Regions from separate parts of the Homo sapiens genome. Here regions 1 and 2 are each linked to region 3. Evidence: chromatin contacts called from ENCODE Hi-C or POLR2A ChIA-PET data. All regions are on one chromosome and are shown on one strand. Each heading gives the region's core, a stretch centred on a gene start or an enhancer-like site at or near the end of the contact. The rest is flanking DNA. Distances are from core to core; before and after follow the strand shown. Region 1 overlaps CACNA1E (calcium voltage-gated channel subunit alpha1 E). Region 2 has its middle 86 kb from the start of CACNA1E. Region 3 holds the start of XPR1 (xenotropic and polytropic retrovirus receptor 1).

Evidence for each region. Hi-C counts contacts between places; a loop is a spot of excess contacts on that map. ChIA-PET counts read pairs that join two places held with the same protein, here RNA polymerase II (POLR2A). Pooled maps may share reads with other maps.
Region 1: a pooled map shows a loop between it and region 3 (15-fold over the local background). The contact joins the enhancer-like site here to the promoter of XPR1 in region 3. A Hi-C loop is called at or near these places in 2 of 37 single-sample maps with no recorded cell type and 4 of 50 pooled maps.
Region 2: a map of naive thymus-derived CD4-positive, alpha-beta T cell shows a loop between it and region 3 (6-fold over the local background). The contact joins the enhancer-like site here to the promoter of XPR1 in region 3. A Hi-C loop is called at or near these places in 3 of 168 maps with a recorded cell type or tissue (CD4-positive, alpha-beta memory T cell, CD8-positive, alpha-beta T cell and naive thymus-derived CD4-positive, alpha-beta T cell), 1 of 37 single-sample maps with no recorded cell type and 9 of 50 pooled maps. POLR2A ChIA-PET finds 5 or more read pairs at or near these places in 1 of 52 experiments (activated CD4-positive, alpha-beta T cell).

What each region holds. Positions count from the first base shown.
Region 1 is chr1:181,501,329-181,504,923 of GRCh38, forward strand. The region is part of intron 1 of CACNA1E (calcium voltage-gated channel subunit alpha1 E); the gene reads left to right. Among named protein-coding and RNA genes, the nearest start is that of CACNA1E, 20 kb to the left of the region's middle. RefSeq lists an enhancer at 3,397-3,516. Within about 2 kb of position 1,928, at least 6 of the 41 ENCODE cell types and tissues checked have a DNase peak (open chromatin) inside an H3K27ac peak, as active enhancers do.
Region 2 is chr1:181,395,201-181,399,012 of GRCh38, forward strand. It overlaps a transcript of CACNA1E not described here. Among named protein-coding and RNA genes, the nearest start is that of CACNA1E, 86 kb to the right of the region's middle. RefSeq lists an enhancer at 3,313-3,422. Within about 2 kb of position 1,336, at least 2 of the 41 ENCODE cell types and tissues checked have a DNase peak (open chromatin) inside an H3K27ac peak, as active enhancers do; they include CD8-positive, alpha-beta T cell, where a contact is called at or near this core.
Region 3 is chr1:180,629,832-180,633,571 of GRCh38, forward strand. It overlaps XPR1 (xenotropic and polytropic retrovirus receptor 1), which reads left to right and starts at 2,191. Exons shown (of 15, transcript NM_004736.4): 1 at 2,191-2,439. The coding sequence starts at 2,371. RefSeq lists enhancers at 2,055-2,555, 2,556-3,056 and a silencer at 2,551-2,930.

The DNA.
Region 1 (3,595 bases), core at 678-3,177, 870 kb after region 3:
CCTTTGGGAATCAGGGCCCAGATGAGTCTGGAACTGACCTCAGTGTTGGTTCACCAAAGTAGCAATCATGTGCACTTCCTTTCAGCCACTTTATCCAGAGGGCAGGGTCCTGGGAGTCAGATGGGAGTTCTTTGGTCTAAAGTAATGAGAATTTGGACTTGCCTTCACAGCCAGCATTAAATGGGTAATGCTTAGGATCTTTTGCTTTGAGTAACTGAGTCCACTGACCTCCATGAGAGAGCAGCAGGATTGTATTGGCAAACAAAAGGCCTTTTGGGGAGTTCTCTGCCTCTTTGTTATGTTCTCAATATTGCTTTATTTGTCTTTCATTCATTAGGTTTTTAGGAGTAGGTGTGATGGCATTTCCATCTTCTTGACAGCAGGAGTGGGGAAGAGAGAGAGAGAGAGGGATTAAGAAGGAGAGAGGTGTGTGTCTGTTCAGGACTGCCTGTCAGATGGTGAATTTGAACAGAGGCAGCTGTTGTCATGGCGATGGCAGGTTGCATCCCACCACCATGGAAACCAAAGTTAAAAAACTGATGTTAAGGCTGGAAGTCACATGATACATTTTTGTTTTGTTTTGTTTTAAAAAAAGAAAAGGGGTTTGGTTTTTTAGTCTTTTTTTTTAAGATGAGGTTGGGTGGTGAGAAAAATTGCACAAGGAAAGCAATGAGATGATGACATGGGACAGTATGGAGTAGGCAGAGCCTTCTTTCATGTTTTTCTGCTTGTTGACAGTGCATGTCTCCTGCCGTGGTTAGAGAGGGGATGGGAGGGGTATGCAGGGTGGACTTCCAGGTTTGCAGCCAGAGTTGTACACTGCTAACTGTCACATGGAGAAACACAGGGGTTTAGCCCTCTTGCCCTTTGGAGGTGATGTGTGGTTCACCTTCTGTTGATCAGCCCAGAACAGACCCAGGAAACCTAAAAGTATGGACTACCCAAATAGGAAGATAGTCCATATATTGATAAATTTGGAAGGTTAACATTTATTTTCAGAGAATTGAAAAGTTCATCTATAGCTCCTCAGAATCTCCAGGAATAGTTCTGTCTGTTTATTCCCTTTTCTGGGCTGGTCTCTTTTGGGCTGCCATGTCCTGCCAGGGCAGCCATAGGAGTGAGTGCAAAGAAGTCCAGAAGGAGCCCTGGGCCAAGACTCCTTGCACCATAGCTTATCTCTTAACCTGGGCCCTCTCACCTGGGCAGGGTGGAGCGGCTTGCTGAGAGGCATTAGAAAGCCCTCTTGGCTCTCCATCTTTTTACCTCATACTGACTTCTACTTTATGCCATGATCTGGAGAAAATGTGAAACATCCCTCCAGGAAGGGAGCTGGACTGGCCAGGGCTGTTTTTGCTTGCTTGTTCTTTTTTTGTTTTGTTTTGTTTTTTGAGACAGAGTCTCACCCTGTCCCCCAGGCTGGAGTGCAGTGGTATGATCTCGGCTCACCACAACCTCCATCTCCTGGGTTCAAGCTATTCTCCTGCCTCAGCCTCCTAAGTAGCTGGGATTACAGGTGCCCACCACCATGTCTGGCTAATTTTTGTATTAATTGCAGAGACAGTGTTTCACCATGTTGGCCAGGCTGGTCTTGAACTCTTGACCTCAAGTGATTCACTCGCCTCGGCCTCCCAAAGTGCTGGGATTGCAGGCGTGAGCCACTGTGCCTGGCCAGGCCAGGCCTGTTTGAACAGGGCTGGTTTGAATTTTCCTTTTGTGTAGACAGGTTAGGAAGCAGAGATTTCTGTAAGAATGTCTGCTTCTAGGAAGGTGAGGAAGACCATGAGGGATGCAGACACACTGTTGAAGTGATGGTCATAACTATTGCTATGTCTGGGTTTTAGGCACAAGGTCTTATGTCTTCGGCATTACTCGTCCCTCCAGGACAGATGTATCTTTCTCAGTCGGCTCAGACGAGGGTCATATGATCTCACCAGCATGATCTCACTGCATTTCCATCAGGGTCTGTGGGAACTGGAGCCAGACTTCTGTGATGGTTCAACCCCTCCTGTTCTTAGCCCTGGCCTGGGGTGTGATTAATATCCCTTCTAATCACTGGGAGAGATTGCATCAGAGCCATCAGCTTCATAAATCCTCCTCTGGGGACTGGTGTTTGGATGCGCTTTCCATATTCTCAGGAGGTTCTGGGCCAAATGTCTTTGCTCTTTTCCTGGAGGCCCATTACCATAATTTTCTTTTAAATCCTTTATTGGAGTTGGTCTCCTCTGTGTCAGTCCATGGCTACAGCCAGCCAGCCCACTCCTGAGGGCTGGAGGCTGTAACCACCAACAGATGCTTTCCCCAAAGTATTGAGCCACAGTAGATGCTGAAAGATTGAGTTAGTAGGATACTGAAAGTAACTGTATTTGTGCAACACTTTACAGTTTTCAGAGGGAGTTCAGATTCCGGTATCATTTTAGGCTTCAGTCCTTTTGTATTTCTTGTTTGGTTCTGTGGGAATGGATGGTCATAACCCTTCATTGACTCTTGAGTACTGTGTTGGGACAGCTTTTGCAGTCGGAGGCCTGGCTCTGGTTTCCTTTACCAAGCTACATTTTTTCCATTGCATTCCAGGTCTTGAAGAAGATTCTGAAGTTACACGGAAGGCTTGGATAGCTGTATTTCATTCCTGTTCATATGTAAAATGTCTATTTGGTGTCATGCTAATAGGGAATCACAGACTAGTTAAGGCTCTTTCTCTGTTACTGTCTTTGAGTCAAAGTCCACTTATTAGGATGATATTTATGTGCACATGAAGAAGAGGTGGAAAGACATGCATGAAGGTGTCCATGCCATCCTCTGAGGCTGTTACATCTCTTGGATTTAGACATCCAAAAACATGAGACTGAAGGGAGAAAAGGAGACAGGTCTTCCTGTAGGGTCTGGGGTGAGGGGTGGAAATGGGTAAAGGAGGCTGAGGAATGCCTCCCCTCAGACTGTGGACTCTTCTATACCCCCCCAGGAGTTTCCAGGAAGTGCCTGAGTGCCCACCGACTGCTCCCCACAAAAGCATATTCTGCATTAGGCTGAAGTTGGGAGAGTGCACAGCATTCTATCTGCCTGCCTGTCAGAGCATGGCCTTCTTAGTGTTCGGATGTCATAGGCTCTGGGAGGAGACAGCTAAGTACAGAGGTCTTCAGGATGAGCCCCCTGGTGGTGATAGAGATGCATGTTTGCCTGGGGACACCCAATATTTACTGCCTGAGGCCTAAGTCCTTCCCAAGCATGTACCTACAGATCTGTACCTGAGAGGTGATGATGAGGAGGCTTTTCAGGCTCAGGCAGATGAAGAGCTCAGCTCCAGGCCAGGCCCCCAGGGCTCCGGTGACAGCAGAACCAGCATCACCACCCTTGCCCCAGCTTTCTGTGCTTCAAGAAGGAAATGAACAAATGGCAGGTGTGCAGGCCACGTCGTGCTGCTCAAATTAGCCATGTTGCTAAGGAAACAAGTCAACCATTCAAAGGAAGGAGCATTGGGTAAAGGAGATAAATCAATAAGTGAACCTATTTTTATCATTTCCCTAATGATTGTCTTGAAACTGCTAGACTAGAAAGAGAGTTGGAGCAACACAGGTCCTCATTAATGGGCTCAGAGGGA
Region 2 (3,812 bases), core at 86-2,585, 760 kb after region 3:
ATCTTGTAGGTAGATTTAATAGCATTCACTGATGATTGGATATGGGGAATGAGAAGTATAGGAGTCAAGGACAGCTTGAGCAACCAGAAGGACAGAGCTGCCGTCAATTCAGAAGGAGATTGTGAAGCAGGCTTGGGTGGGAAAAGTTAGGAGTTCACACTTGGGCATGTTGAATTTGAGTTGTATGTTATATATCCAAGTAGAGAAGTCATGGAGGCACCTGGTTATATGAGTCAGAAATTTGGGAGAAAGGTCTGAGCTGAGTTATAAATTTTGGAGTTGACAACATATATGGTAATTCAAATCACATGACTGGATGAGGTCACCATCTTTTCTGATGGGGGCAGTGAGTACTCATTTGGACTCAAGACTTTAAAAACCATTACATTTCAAGTATTTGGAAAAAATATTTGGAACTTTCAACAAGCAGGTACCAAGAACCTCCTCCTGGGTTTGTGCGTTTGAAGAGCAGCTGGGGTTAAGAGCGGCATGAGGGCCTCCAGCTTAAAGAATCGAGGCAGAAGAAGAAAAGCCAGCAAAGGAAGTTGAGAAGTGATCCATGAGGTCGAAGGAAAACCAGGAGAGTGTGATGTCGTGGAAGCCAGATGAAGAAAGTGTTTCAAGGGGGCAAGAGTGATCAATTATGTCAAATAATGTGATGAGTCAAGTGTATTTGCTATCTATCATTGTGTAACAAATCACTCAAAAACTTAGCAGCTTAAAACAACAAAAATGTATTATCTCACAAAGTTTCCAAGACTTAGGAATCTAGGAGTTGCTAAGGTGGCTAGTCCTGACTCATGATCTCTTGCGGGTTGAAATTAAGTTGTTAGCTGTGGCCGCAGTCATCTCTAGGGTCAACTGGGGCTGGAGAATCCCATTCCAAACTCACTCTTGCAGTTCTTGGCACCCTATTTCCTGGCCATGTAGGCCATCTGAGTGGCCTCATGACATAGCATCTGGCTTCCCCCACAGCAAGTGGCCCAAGAGGGAGACAGACTGCAGGAGAGCACCCCAGACGGAAGCCACAGTCTTTTGTACCTAACTGTGGTAGTGTCATGCCATCACCTCTGAATGTTCTTGGTTACACAGACCAACCCTGGTACAGTGTGGGAGGGGACCGCACAAAGGTGAACATCCCAGGAGGTGGGGTCATCTTGGAAGCTGGCTACCACATCAAGCATGACAAGAACAATTGGTCATTGGGTTTAGCAATGTGGAGGGCATTGATAACCTTAACAAAAGCGTGGGGAGAAAAGTTTGATCAAAGTTGGTGTAAGAAGGGATGGGAGGAGGAGAACTGAGACAGTGAATAGAAATGACTCTTTTGAAGAGTTTGTCACAAAGGAGAACAAAGAAATCAGGAAATAGCTGATGAAGGAAGTGGTTTTTCTAAGATGAGAGAAACAACAGTATGTTTGCACATTGATAGGAGTAATCCAACGAGTGAAAAATTGATGACGCAGAAGAGAAAGGTAATTGCTGGAGCCTGGTCCTGAGTAGAACAATGTGGAATAACATAGAAACAGAGATTCCCTCAACCCAGAATAAATAGTTTACGCTAAAACAGATAAAATTACCCACTACATTCTTATAGAGACAAGAGGTATCAGATCTCAAGAGTTTAAGGAAAATAAATCACAGGAGAGAAATCTTAAAATTGGGAAAATTATTTCCATTAACTACTTCTTCTTCTGGGACTTGGGTAAAGACTGGAGCTACTTTATTTTAAGAGTAGAACACATCTGTCCAGCCTGCAGAAGATGCCTGGTTTGAACACCTCTGCAGCGAACCTGGCCAATGGAACAGCTGGGACTCCCTTGCAAGCTGCAGACCTGCTTTGTAGGGTAGTTCCAAGCCCTGAAGATAGGTGGGTTTTCTGCCACCAGATGAGGGAATTCTAGAGGCAACCAAACAGACCTTCACAGTAAAAAAGGGCAGAGGTCTACAGGAGCTCTCAGAATGTCTCTGGGAGGGTCAAGAGCATCAGTCCTCACTGATGCCTCCCATGCTCCCAGCAGGCCTCACATTATAGAATTCTCTTCTATTACTACGTCTCACCACAATAATGGTGGATGGGAACTCTGTCCTGAACCCTTACAAAACCCAGGCCCCTGCCTCGGTGAGTTTTTTGTTTATTTCCAGGCCGGAGTGCAGTGGCACGATCTTAGCTCACTGCAACCTCCACCTACCGGGTTCAAGTGATTCTCCTGCCTCAGCCTTCCAAGTAGCTGGGATTACAGGCATGCGTCACCACACCAGGCTAATTTTTGTATTTTTAGTAGAGACGGGGTTTCACCGTGTTGGCCAGGCTGGTCTCGAACTGGCCTCGAGTGATCCGCCTGCCTCGGCCTCCCAAAGTGCTGGGATTACAGGTATGAGCCACTGCGCCTGGACAGGGTGGGGTGTTTCAGCCTCTCATCACGTCACTAGGAAGACTCCAGGAAAAAGGAGGAAAGTGAGAAAAACTTTTGTATGGGCTACATCAGCGATGCTTAGAATCCAGCTCCAGGACCTGGTGTCCCTCCCCCTCATCCCGTCTTGTCCTTCCCTCTCCCTGCTGAGCTCCGCAGCCCTGGGGATTCCACATGTAGCCCTTACCCTTCTTGTACTCCAGTCAGTTCTCATTGGCATTCTCCTGGTTCTCAAAATGCTTTTACCCTATTGGCTAGGGCAAAAAATGACCTGAGAGATCCTGGACACTCTCCTAGCAACTGTGCCAGAGCTGGTGGCCATCGCCTTTTTGCAGAGACAGATGCTCCTGTAACAGGAACAAATCAATTAGCCAGCCTGCTGCTAATGTGCAAATGTCACCTTATTAAGCTAGTGTCTGCCTGGGGAAGCCGCCTCTTTCTCCTGTCCCCACTCTGAAGCTCAGCCCTCTGCTGTTGCTTCAACCTCTGTCTCTTCTGAGGTCAATTGTAAAATGAAACTGCTGCCATCTGAACATCTATGAAAGCCACAGGCTCTACCCAGATGCCTTGGCTGAGAGGAGGGGCAGTTTAATTTCCCTTCCTTCTCTGAAGAGTCTTGACGTGCAAGGACCAGCTCTCCCTTTATCACCATTTCCAGAAAAACACAAACAAGGCAAAACAAAATAAAAACAAAACTTTGCACCTATTTTTGGTGCCAAAACCTTAAATTAGATTAAGATCACATCAATTTCTTCCATAAGCTTTGTAGCTTAGGAAGTGCATGCTCACACTTTATTTTATTTAACCCTCATAATAAATCTATTGGAGGAAAGGACAATTATCTCCATATTACAGATGAGAAAACTGAGGCCCAGAGAGGTTGGCTGACTTGCTCAAGGATATTAAGCCAGTAAATTGCAAAGCCAGGGCTGGAAGAAGGGCAAGAAGGGCCAGAAAAGCTGATTCAAAGCGCAGGAACTCTGGAGGCACCTCCTGGCAGCTGGAGCAGGGTGTGCGGAGTGCCCTCCCTCCATGAGCTAAAGGAGGACTGGCTTCCATGAAGCACCAGCATTGCTCTGTCACCCCCACCCAACCTGGTCACCTTTCACTATGACCACTTTCCATCCTGTCTCACTTTCAGAAACGAGGTCTGAGCAGTGCAGCTGGACCTACTATAGTCATAGTTTCCACTGGCTTTGACTTCATCAAGCGAAAACCAACACCCCTTTGAAATCTGTAGCCCCATCCCTAAAAATCAGCCTTTCAGCTTGAATCAAAAGGCAAAAGGCAATGGAGATCCAACTGGAAACAGAGCTCCCTTCCTCCCTTCCAGGCAATGCTGCTGTGTAGAAGGTCACTTCAGAAATTCTGTCTACACTATGAGGACATAAATATTAG
Region 3 (3,740 bases), core at 941-3,440:
TTGGCTCACTGCAACCTCCACCTCCCGGGTTCAAGTGATTCTCTCACCTTAGCCTCCTGAGTAGCTGGGACTACAGGTGTGCACCGCCATGCCCGGCTAATTTTTGTATGTTTAGTAGAGATGGGGTTTCCCCATGTTGGGCAGGCTAGTCTTGAACTCCTGACCTCAGGTGATCCTCCCGCCTCGGCCTCCCAAAGTGCTGGGATTACAGGCGTGAGTTACTGTGCCTGGCAGGAAATTTATTATTAAATCTACTTCTGTGGATAAATTAAGTTGTCATGTCCTGGGTGGCAGGGCTCTGGATCAGGCATGAGAAAAATCAAGAATTTTAGAGCTAGTTTTGAGGGTTTCCTTACTTTCTTGGGTTGGGCCATGGTTCCAGAATTTTGTGCACAATTAAGGCATAGAGGTACGGTGCTGCTGGGAGCAGTGTGCCATGGTCCACCAGGGTTGCTACTAAGAATTTCCCATTCTAGTCCATGACTGGCTAAAGGCAGGAATCTCTTTTGTAGCTGTCCCTGGTTCCCTTTTCCCAGGCACAACATACAGCCATTTCCTTTCTGTGGTCTCGCCTCCTTCCTGGTAGCACACATATTCCTTTTTGCCTGTCTCTTTCTCCTGGCAAGGTTTACCTCCAGCAGAGGGGAATCTTTATGGTGAGCAGACGGAGGTCTGAGGTGAGAGGAGTCCTCACTCTTCTTTCTTTATTTTTTTGACCTTGATTACCCTTTCACCAGAGGTTAAGGCTTTTATACAGAAAAAGCCAGAAAGACTCATAGTCTATGCCTATTTTCCATCTTGTGTCATCCCTCTCCTGGGGAAATGATTGCAGAATCCCTATTGGCATGAATTAAGGGGAAGAGAAAGGGGAAAAAAGTACATGGAGAAAAAAAGACAACAGCAGAGAATGATATCTCAGAGCACTGCTCCAGGCATAGCAGTTCCCTAGTAAATCTTGAAATCTCATCAAAATTGTGAGGGTTAGGCTGAGCAAGGTGGCTCATGCCTGTAATTCCAGCACTTTAGGAGGCCTAGGTGGGAGGACTGTTTTAGCTCAGGAGCTCAAGACCAGCCTGGGCAACATAGCAAGACCCACATCTCTCCCAAAAATAAACAAAAAAATTAGTTTGGCATAATGGCATGTGCCTGTAGTCCCAGCTACTCAGGGGGCTGAGGTGGGAGGATGGCTCACAAACCTATGTGAGGTAAGGCTGCAGTGAACCATGATGGTGTGACTGCACTCCAGCCTGGGCAACAAAGCGAGACCAAAAAAAAAAATGTTAGAATCAAGGGACAAAGTACATGTAAGAGGTTTAGAATAGCACTTGGTACAGGAACAGTGAGTGCTCAATAAATTATTATTAGGTCTCCTCCACCCAGGGTAGGACCTGGGTTTCTGTCCTGAATTGGGACTTCCAAGACAATCACTCCCACACTCAATGTAGTACAGAGCTCTGTGAGTGATCTCTGCCCATGTTCCCCAGGGACACTTCAGCCTGGGTGCTGGGCCTGTTTCCGGTTTTACTGGGGTGGGCTTAGAGCTGTACTTCTACGGGGTTCTCTTTCCTCTCAACGTTGGTTTCCCTCCCAACCCTCACCCCCAACCCCAGGAAGCTCAGTTTACAAGTGCGGTCGGTACCCTCATTTGGTGTTTTTATTGGCTTTTCTGATAGCCCCTGGACTAGACAATTACATTGAAATTCAGAAGCAGCATGCACTTTTTGGCATTGATGTCTTTAATTAAATTCAATAAGCACTTATTGAGCACCTAGAGTGTGTAAAATACTGTTCCTTTAAATACATTTAGTCCTGAACTGTTTTAGCTTCTTAGTTTGGATTAGTGCTGATCCATTTCTTAAAGGTTTTATGAAGCATAAATATCAAAATGGAAAAATATTTGCACAGTTCTTTGTAAATATAAACGTCTTGTGTGGATTATTGTTGCTACAGTATTAATATTAACTGCAGTAACAACACTGCTGCTTCCCAGACAGGCGGTAGAAAGCAGCTGTAGGCCAACAGGAGCCAGACTGAAGAGATCCAGGGAGGTGCCTCCAGCACGTACGGCCCACAAGGGGCGGAGTCTTAAGAAGCGTACCCAAGCCCCACCCCTTACAGCACCCCCTTCGTCAGGGCGGTGTAGGCGGTTACCATGGCGATGACGTCCAGAGGGCGGGGAGGGGCGGGGCTATGGAGAGGAGGAGGAAGATGGCGGGCGGGCTGCTCTGAAGAGACCTCGGCGGCGGCGGAGGAGGAGAGAAGCGCAGCGCCGCGCCGCGCCGGGGCCCATGTGGGGAGGAGTCGGAGTCGCTGTTGCCGCCGCCGCCTGTAGCTGCTGGACCCGAGTGGGAGTGAGGGGGAAACGGCAGGATGAAGTTCGCCGAGCACCTCTCCGCGCACATCACTCCCGAGTGGAGGAAGCAATACATCCAGTATGAGGTACCGGCACGGCTGGGGTGTGGGAGGACTCGGAGGGGCCACCATCTCGCCAGTCCTGACGTCCACCGCCGCCTTCCGCTTCAGCTGGCTCCCTGTGCCCGGGCAGACTTTGACCCGCTGCCGCGGGGAGCCACTGCGGCATCCCCGCCGCGGCCGGCCGCCTCCCGGCTCCGCTGTCCTTCCCCTCCCCCGCAGCCCCGCTGCCGCCGGGGTAACGGATATGCAGGCGGAGGGCCGGGAGGAAAGGCGCTGCCCGGGCCGGGGCCGGGGCCGGGGAACGGTGGGAGGGTGAGCTGCAGGTGGGGGAGTCACGGTGCGAGGGCAGCCCCGGGTCGCGGCTGTTCCGCGCTAATCCCCTTCTCCCCACTCGCCCTGACCTCTCGTCCCCACCCTGGGCGAGCGCCCCCTCGCCAAGGTTAGGTCTTGTTTCTCTCTCTACACCTCTCACCAAGGAATCCTTGTCTTCCAAGAGAAGCCCCTCCAGTGATTTCCTTCATTCCAAAGAGCCCTTCGGCTTTTTCCCACTTGCCCACTGTTGACAAAGGCTTTGTAACGGGGTTGAAACTTGACTTAAGTGTGTATCACATATGTAGTGGTTATAGTTTTTGTAAACACGTTGTAATCAACTATTCTGCTTTGATAATAAGACTCTTTTTACTGATTGCATGAAGTCTACAGAGTAATAACATCTTTGTTTTTGCCTCTTGTTTTGGAATGGAGGGAAGAGAAAGGAGAGAAGAGAATTATTAACATTTTTTTATTTTCTGCTAAGTTTTTGCTAGCTGGGGAGAAAATTAGTATATTGTAAACAATATACCTTACCTGTGTATTACAGAAATCATGCTCCCCATTCCCTCCCAATTTCTGTGCTAACACTGCTGGAAGGTATTTAATAGATAATAAGGAACCTTACATTAATAAAGGGAAAAATAAAGATAATGAACCCATTTATATGTTCAGAAGACAAGATACCTAAGAGGCTTTAAGCATTGCAATAGGTTATTCTCAGTAGCTGGCAATTCAGCTCCTGGATAGAGAAAGACAGACTTATCTGTAACCTCCAGGAATTCACATCTGTTTTGTGTGCAGGAACAAAGAATATAAAATCAATATGAACACACATAACTTAGCTAGATTTTATGAATTAAACTATTTTAGTTCTCCATTTAATTTTTATATAAGTTTAGTGATAGGAGGTTTGGGCAATAGCAGTGAGTGTATTTATTCATATAGCCATTGTAATAATTGAAGAAGACAGGGAAAGAGATGCAGGTAGGTTAAACGGAATCTTGAATATTGTG